Regions from separate parts of the Homo sapiens genome. Here region 1 is linked to region 2. The links are chromatin loops, found by intact Hi-C in ENCODE. Cell type or tissue: K562. All regions are shown on one strand. Links, peaks and the distances in the headings refer to the core of each region. The heading gives the core; the rest is flanking DNA.

Region 1 (4,538 bases), core at 278-4,277, 62 kb after region 2:
GGCAATATAACAAAACCCTCTCTCTACCAAAAAAGTTTAGGCACGCTGAGGAGGAAGTATCTCCTGAGCTCAGTAGTTTAAAGTTATAGTAAGCTATGATCGCATCAGTGCACTCCAGCCTGGGTGAGAGCAAGACTCCACCTCTTTAAAAAAAAAAAAAAATCCTGTCAGAGTTTTTAGATGAACTTGACAAGCTGATTCGTGTGTGTGTGTCTGTGTGTGTGTATTATATATAGAGAGAGAATATATATTCTAGAATATATGTATTCTATATTTTAGAAGTAAAGATACATATTAGGGCCAGGGGTTTGCCTTACCAGATGTTTAGATGGTTTATAAAGCTATTCTAATTAAGATAGTGTCATATTTACATAGGAATAGACAAATTGTCCAAACTGGAATGGATTAGAGAAGTCCAGAAACAGCCACATGAAAACTTGATATGTGGCTTGGCTGACATGGCAGAGCAGTGTGAAAAGGGTGGATTTAGCCATTAAGTCATATTGAAACTATCAATATTCCATATAGGAAAAAATATTCCTACCTCACACCATTTATAATAATGTTTTTAGATGGATTAAAGACTTCAATGTGAAAAGTAAAATGTAAAACTTTAAAAAAAAAAGCATAGGAGAAAATTTTCATGACAAGGGTTGGGGAAGAGGAAGAAGCATTTCCTAAATAAGACATAAAGTTTGCTAATCATAAAATAAAAGATTTTTGACAGAGTCTCTGTCACTCAAACTGGACTGCAGTCGCATGATCTCAGCTCACTGCAACCTCCACCTCCTGGGTTCAAGCAATTATCATGCCTCAGCCTCCCAACTAGCTGGGATTATAGGTGTGCATCACCATGCCCAGCTAATTTTTTGTATTTTTAGTAGAGACAGGGTTTCACCATGTTGGCCAGGTTGATCTCGAACTCCTGACCTCAGGTGATCCGCCCACCTCGGCCTACCAAAGTGCTAGGATTACAGGCATGAGCCACCGTGCCCAGCCCATATAATAAAAGATTGATAAGTATAACTACATTAAAATGAAGAATTTCTGTTCATCAAAGTATACATGAAAATGGCTGGGTGTGGTGGCTCATGCCTATAATCCTAGCACTTTGGGAGGCCAAGGCAGGAGGATCACTTGAGCCCAGGAGTTCAAGATCAGCCTGAACAACATAGTGAGACCTCATCTCTACAAAAAATAAACAAAATTAGCCAGGCATGGTGGCATGCACCTGCAGTCCCAGCTACTCAGGATGCTGAGACAGGAGACTTGAGCCCGGGCGGTCAAGGCCACAATAAATGAAGATCACACCACTGCACTCCAGCCTGGATGACAGAGCAAGACTCTGTCTCAAAAAAAAAAAAAAAAAAAAAGTTGATATACAGAATAAATATTACAAGGAATGTTTGGTGGAATATCATACATTTTTGAAAATGAATGGTCCACAGCTGTAAATAACAATGTGAATGCATCTTTTCAATATTGAGAAAAAAGCAGATAGAGGTGTATACTATATGATACTTATTTATAAAGCTCAAAACTAAAATTATAAAGTGTTATTTAAAGTAACAAAACTACTTTTATTTATTTATTTATTTATTTATTTATTTATTGACATGGAGTCTCGATCTGTCACCCAGGCTGGAGTGCGGTGGCGCAGTCTCGGCTCACCACAACCTCCGCCTCCCAGGCTCGAGCCATGCTCCTGCCTCAGCCTCCTGAGTAGCTGGGATTACAGGTGCACACCACCACACCCAGCTAATTTTTGTATTTTGAGTAGAGACAGGGTTTCACCATGTTGGCCAGGCTGGTCTTGAACTCCTGACCTCAAGTGATCTGTCCACCTTGGCCTCCCAAAGTGCTGGGATTACAGGTGTGAGCCAGCGCATCCAGCTACAAAACTACTTTTAAAAAGAAAGAAATTATAAAAATAAAAGTCAACGTGGCAAGATTTCTGGAGAAGATTAGGGAAAAGCATGCAGATATCTCAGGAGTATTGATGATGTTCTACATCTGAAGTTAAATAAAGGATTTGTGAGTGTTCACTTTTGTTGTTATGCTTCATAGCTTACATTTTTATTGCATGTATTTATTGGCATACAATAAAAGTTTTACAATAGTTTTGTGAAGAATGACTAAGTAATAAATATGTCAAAACTAAAATAGCCACTGAGATCAATAACTTTGGCATCCACAGGGCATCTGTGCAGGTTGACAGCAGTCTGCACTCACTGGGTATGTAAGTCATTCAGCCAATTACAAATCAACCTAATGATGCTGGCAACTAGTCTACATCTCTCAGTCATACACAAGGATATCAGGTTCCCTTTCTAAGTGCTCGCAAACCATCTGTTTAATATTTCCTCCTAGACTTTGCCAGGGATCAATGTCAAGCTCTTTTGGGAAGGTATTTTCTCCATATGTGTTCTCAGGAAACACCAAATGTTAACAACCCAAACATAGAAGATAAAGATTCATTGCTTCCTAAAGAATGCCAGAAAAAAGGGCTGGGGGTGGGGTGGGTAGCCTCTTCTATGCTTCAGTGCAATTGTCAGAACAGATACTGATTTTCTCCCTTTCAGTGTCTTAGAAAATAGACCAGAAAACACAGCTGTTCATTGTGTCTGCCTTTGATAACTGCATTAAAGTCATTTCCCTCTGACATTAAGACTAAATTAGAACCACTGTTGTATTTATTACCTAAAGATTTTTAACACAGAGAGACATTTGTTTATTTCATTAACAGAAGCCATGGTCTCAGAAAAATGGCAGATTTTTCTCTTTAAACTTGAGTTAAATAATTTTTTGAGTTCAGTAGAAAATCTAAAAGTATTTAAAAATTGAAATTTAAAAAATTTTTCCTTTCCTTCCTTTATTGGGGAATAATTTACATACCATAAGTTGCATCCATTCGAAGTATACAATTCAGTGAATTTTGACCGATGTATATGCCCACAAATCATCATCACGATCAATATACAGAACATTTCCCTCATCCTCAAAAAAGATTTTTCTTTCCCCTTTACACTCCATCCATCCCTCCAGCCCCAGGTAAGACCACTTAACTGCTTTTTGTCTGTAGGTTAGTCTGTATTTTGTGTAGGTGGAATCCTAAAGTACACACACCTTTTGTGTTTATATTTTTTAATTCAGATTTTGAGATTCAGCTATGTTGTTTATATCAGTAGTGCGTTTTCTTTTTATTGCTGAGTAGTGGTATATTGCATGAATGTGTCATATTTTGTTTAAACATTTATGTATTAATGGATATTTCTATTGTTTCCAGTTTTTGACTATTGTGAAGAAAGCTGCTATGAATGTCTGTACACAAATCTTTGTGTGGATATATGTTTTCATTTATCTTGGGTCTTACTGTTTGTTGTTGTTGTTGTTGTTGTTGTTGTTGTTCTTTTGAGATGGAGTCTCGCTCTTTTGCCCAGGCTTGAGTGCAGTGGCGTGATCTCGGCTCACTGCAAGCTCCACCTCCCAGGTTCACACCATTCTCCTACCTCAGCCTCCTGAGTAGCTGGGACTACAGGTGCCCGCCACCACGCCCGGCAAATTTTTTGTATTTTTAGTAGAGACAGGGTTTCACCATGTTAGCCAGGATGGTCTCTATCTCCTGACCTCATGATCCACCCACCTCAGCCTCCCAAAGTGCTGGGATAACAGGCGTGAGCCACCGCGCCCCGCCATCTTACTGTTTTTATGGTTCATCCTTTCCCATCCATTTACTTTCAACTCATTTATGTCTTTATACTTAAAGTCTCTCTCTTATAGACAGCATATAGCTGGGTCTTGCTTTATGTCTATTCTGATCATCTCTGGCTTTTATTTAGAATGTAGAGTCCATTAACATTTACCATACATATTCATATAGTTGGACTCAGGTCTACCATTTTATTTTCTGTTTGTCCTGTTTTTCATCTTTCTTCCTTGCTTTCCTGCTTTCTTTTGGATTATTTAAATATTTTTCAATTTCATGTTAATTTATCTATTGTCATTTAGCCATTCATCTTTGCATTTTTTCTGGTTTCTCTATGGATTACAGTATATATACCTAACTTTTTACAGTCTACTTAGAGTCAATATAATACCATTTAATATAAAATGTAGAAACTTCAGGATTACAATATTCACATAAAATGCAAAGACCTTGTGGGAATTAAAATGTATTTTAAAAACTCTTTTACAGCCTACTCAGAATTAATATATATAGTACCATTTCATGTAAAATATAGAAAACTTGCTATTAAGTCCATTTACTGCTCCCATTCACATACACTATCTTTCATGTTATAATTGTCATGTGTATTACATCTACATAAACTCCACAAGAAAAGTGTTGAAATCTTTGCTTTTAGCCTACAATCCCAGCACCTTGAGAGGCCAAGACAGGCAGATCACTTGAGCTCAGGAGTTCAAGAGCAGCCTGGGCAACATGATGAAACCCCATCTCTACAAAAAATACAAAAATTAGCCTGGCATGGTAGTGTGCACCTATAATCCCCGCTACTCGGGAGGCTGAGACAGGAGGA
Region 2 (4,229 bases), core at 230-4,229:
CATCTCTTGTTCTAGATGGCAAACAAGATTCTATTTTACTGAGAGTCTGGAAGAAGGCCTGTTAAAACTTTTGAAGTCCCCAAAAACGGAATGCTGGGTCAGAAGAGTCTGCTGGAATGGAGGACTCCACAGAGGCACAGCACTCCAGCTGTGTGACAGTGGGAGCATCCTCACCTGAGAAGAAAGATGGGTTTGGTGAGAGATTAACAAGATGGTTGGGCACTCTAGAGATGTGGTACTTACCTGCTGCTGCTTCCCTTCTTACCTCTCACCTAAACCATGGCAGTAAACTCCTTTCTCCACATCATCTAGCCACCCCCACCAACCAAGTTATTCTAATACCCACCCAAGATTAATCTGAAGTATTGGTCACTGACTTAATAATAACTTTTTGTGCAAGAGAATGAGAAAATAGTCCACCATTGCCTGGAGTACAACCTCATCAGCCAAACCTACTTATTTTCAACTACTTTTCAAAATGACCTTTGTTCTATCCAAACCAGATCACCTGTTATTCCTGGAAGACAAATAATGTTTTCTATGCCTATAACTACTGCCTTACATTTCTCCAAGGACTAAAGGGATGAACTTTTTCTCAGTTCTCATTCTCTTTAACCCTTATGCACCATTTGATACTTTTGACTCACTCCCTTCCTTGAAATATTCTATTCCTTGACTCTCCTGAAACTCTGCCCTTCTGGAATCCCTCCTATCTGTTATTTCTCCATTTCCTTCTTCTTCTTTCTAGCTCCCACATGTGTATCCTAAGAATCCACCTTTAGTAGCTTTCACATATGCTTCAAAGATCTCATTCATTCTTTCCAGCCAGATATTCTATGCAAATCATTCCCCAAACTCTCCAAATCTGATATCTTCTAAACTCTAGCCCATATTTTTATTTGACTGCTGGACTTCCTCACAGAGATTTCCTATCTGCCCCTTAAAACTCAATATGTTGAAACTAGTTCTTTTTCAGTTTTCCCCAGCAGCATCATCATATCATCCAGGTTTCTAACCTTTGAAGAGGTGAGCCTCCTATTAACTAGATAGGTTATGATTATTGCATGGTCAAAATGACATTTAACTCGGGTCTGAAAGAGACATGACCACTCCACTATATTATCTATCTGAATGTTGAGATTCTTCATTGTATCATCATTGTGTTAGTCAGCAGCATAGTCTCTGAGAATCAGCTGTGGTAAAGCAAAGTCCCTGAAGCTGAAAGCTGGAGCTGGACAGGAAGGCTCTCTCTGAGCTATGGGTTGGAACTGGTCCTTTGGCCTTGGCCAAGAGGAGTTTAAGGCATAGGAAGGACCTTTCCCAGGTGGCTAAGAAAAAAAGCAAAGAAAAGAAAGATGGTTCCTAGTACATGAAACACATCAAATGCCACAAGAAATTGAAGACAGATAAGGTCTTCTGGGCTGCAGGCTAGACTAGAGGGACAGGATAGTGGAACAGAGCCAGAGACAAACACAGGTTTAAATTTTGGTTCTGCCTCTGCTAGCTATTCAGTCTTAGAGACAATACTTAATTTCTCTGAACTTCAGTTTCATTACTTGTAAAATGGAAATAATACCTAAATATCATGATGTGGTGATAAGAATTAAACTTAATCCTTAATGTAAAGTACCTAATACCAAGTCTTCATCAGAGCAGACACTCAACTGAATGGTTGTCATTGTTGCTGTTTGTTGTTGTTGTTGTTAGAAGTCTAACATTTTTCTCTGTTAACTGCTAGAGGTCCCTCAACAAAACAAATTAGGATATTTTCCTCCAATGTCCAATGAGCTATCACTGAAGGACAGCACTCCACAGTGGGAGCCCTTAGATCCAATGCTGGAATTTCCTTTATGTAAGAACCTTCATTTCTCCACAATCAACTTTGATCAAGTTGCTATGTCTGGAACAAAGCTCTCAGATAATTGTTTATATACAGTCTCAAAGTCATCAGTCTAGGACATGAGAGGTTCAGCAGTGAGGATAAAGGAAGAACTTGGTCAAGCAGACTGGGGCTGCTGGGTAGTAGGATAAGACAGGTTAAGGCAGAAGAGAACTTTCAAAACGTCTACAGAGCAGACAGGATGTGGCTCAAAGGGTTACCAGAGTTGACCTCTTGCGGCTAGTCTCTATATTCTCCTTCAAACAAGCCTTGACCAAAGGATGGGCCCTCATTTCATAAGCCTGCTAGACAGGAGAGTTCAGGAAAAGAGCTGAATTCTTGGGAGCTCAGGACACAGACCCCTGGCTTCACTCTTCATTGCTGATGTTCCTCAAGAAGAGATAGGCATCCAAGTCACACCAATCCTGACAGGTATGTCCAGAAAGAACATTTTCTGTCTAGATACCTTATGTAACAACCACTAGAGTCCCACCTCAGAGAAACAAGGAAGAATTAAAGGCCCTAGGAGACTAACTTAGAACAATCACACTGTCTATAAGCCATGGCTCTGGGATTCATACCCATGGGATCCCCAAGCCTGGCAGAATGGAAAAGGACAAATATGGCAATGGCAGTACCATTGCTACCTTATAAACTTAAGGAGAACTGTAGGGAAATTAGACCTCAATGTTACCTGAGGGAATACAGAGATTTTCACCAACACCCTGAACTGCGAACCTTTCCAGAATGAGGGAGCTATCCAGATGCTGGTAGGGAGTGTGTATCACCTGCATTATGAAAAGGACTTAACATAAGTCCAACCCACCCCAAGGCAGCCCAGGGGGACTAACTGGAGCAATCATGCATATGATTATGATTAGCATCCTAAGCCAGAGATATGAGGGTGGTATGTAACAAAGAGGGGTTTAGAGATACACACTGACTTGATCCAGGTGGCAGGGATTACTGAGGACTGCAGAAGAGTCAAGACAAGATCTACAGTTAAGGATGAGGTCAAAAAAGGGAGCAGTTATACTCCCTCCTATTGCTCTACAGAGCAGAAAGAGAAGCCACTGGATATAAAGGATATGTGAGGCTTCTGACTCACGCCAGGGGCTTGTCACAAATGTGAGCTGCCAAAAGACCAGTGCTGACTACTGTGTAACAGATGGGAAAAGCTGAGAATTCAGAAACAGTCATCAGTCCCAGAGATCATGACTAGCCTAGATGTGATTAGGATACACATGTCCCAAGCCTGCCTGTGTTTGAGGCTGGTGATGTCCAGGCCTTCAGCAGCAATAAACAGGATCTATAAGAAAACATGATTGACAGAGTGCCCGCCCTGAAGGCAAGATCCAGAATATGGGGCCAGCAGATATTACATTAGTGGAAGTGACATCAGAAGCCATGAGAGGAGAGACTCACAGCCCATATACAATGAGGTTGGCAGTGGAAGTAGGAGAAGGTGGTAAGAGACAGTCACATGCTGTGAAAGGAAGAAACAGGCAATGGGCTGTACTAATTAAGAAATGGACACAGGCTGCCTGGACAAAGCATACACAGGGCAAGGGAAACATGAGTTTCTGGTTTCTGAAGTCTCTCCCTGGATTTGTTGTTTCCCCAGCCCAACCAGCATCCCTAACTTCCTTAACTATCCCACTATGTCTCTCTTCACACTTTGTATATCTTACCCTCTCCAGACAACCTCCCTTTCCCTCCCTCAGTGGCTTACACATACCCTCATCCCATGAGGACAGCCCCTACACCCAATGCTTATCATGCACAATGGTTGCCTTGACCATGCCCCCATCATGGTCGCTCACAGAAAACCCTTCCCATCCTCCCACCACCACCCCAAGTAACTCACACTGGTGCAGGCACCCTCTCCCTCTCCTCCCACACCGTCACTCACAATAACCCCGCACTTCGGATCAAAAGCGAAGGTGCCACAAGTGAGGAGGTGAGAGGCATTGGCAATGGCGAGAATCTGGACAAAATTGTGACATTCGTCCTGGGGGTCAGAGACGGTTAGAAAGAATCAGAAGCAGCAGGTACGAGGAAGGGTAAGGTAACGTCAGGACAGTTAGATGCAGCTTTGGGATCAGAGATGATGGGTGATGGCATGGTGTTAGAGTCTCTGCCTGGGCCCATTGGTATGGAAGCATTACAGGGGACTGAGAGTCAGGGCTGGGCCAAGGTCTCAACTGACACTCAAGACAGGGCTCAGATTTACACCTACCTCTTTCTTGCCTTTCTTCCTACAGTTCTGTCTGTGAGCCTCAGGAACCATCCAGTCAATCTGAGAAAGGAGAAGTGATCATTTCACCCAGATTCCCCTAACATCAAACTC

What was found. Hi-C counts contacts between places; a loop is a spot of excess contacts. Peaks named below come from ENCODE experiments on the same cell type or tissue, not always from the same donor. Only the 100,000 strongest peaks of a DNase experiment are listed, where the experiment ranks them.
Region 1: it touches region 2 in a loop (3.0-fold over the local background); 3 of 110 quality-filtered maps call a loop at or near these places.

What each region holds. Positions count from the first base shown.
Region 1 is chr2:74,595,457-74,599,994 of GRCh38, reverse strand. All of the region lies in intron 4 of M1AP (meiosis 1 associated protein), which reads left to right. Among named protein-coding and RNA genes, the nearest start is that of DOK1, 43 kb to the right of the region's middle. In K562, for the core only: no CTCF peak of the experiment used is centred there; no DNase peak of the experiment used is centred there.
Region 2 is chr2:74,657,514-74,661,742 of GRCh38, reverse strand. It overlaps SEMA4F (ssemaphorin 4F), which reads right to left. Exons shown (of 14, transcript NM_004263.5): 3 at 4,119-4,178; 4 at 3,792-3,890. Among named protein-coding and RNA genes, the nearest start is that of SEMA4F, 5.4 kb to the right of the region's middle. In K562, for the core only: no CTCF peak of the experiment used is centred there; a DNase peak (open chromatin) is centred at 2,072; H3K27me3 peaks cover 937 bases.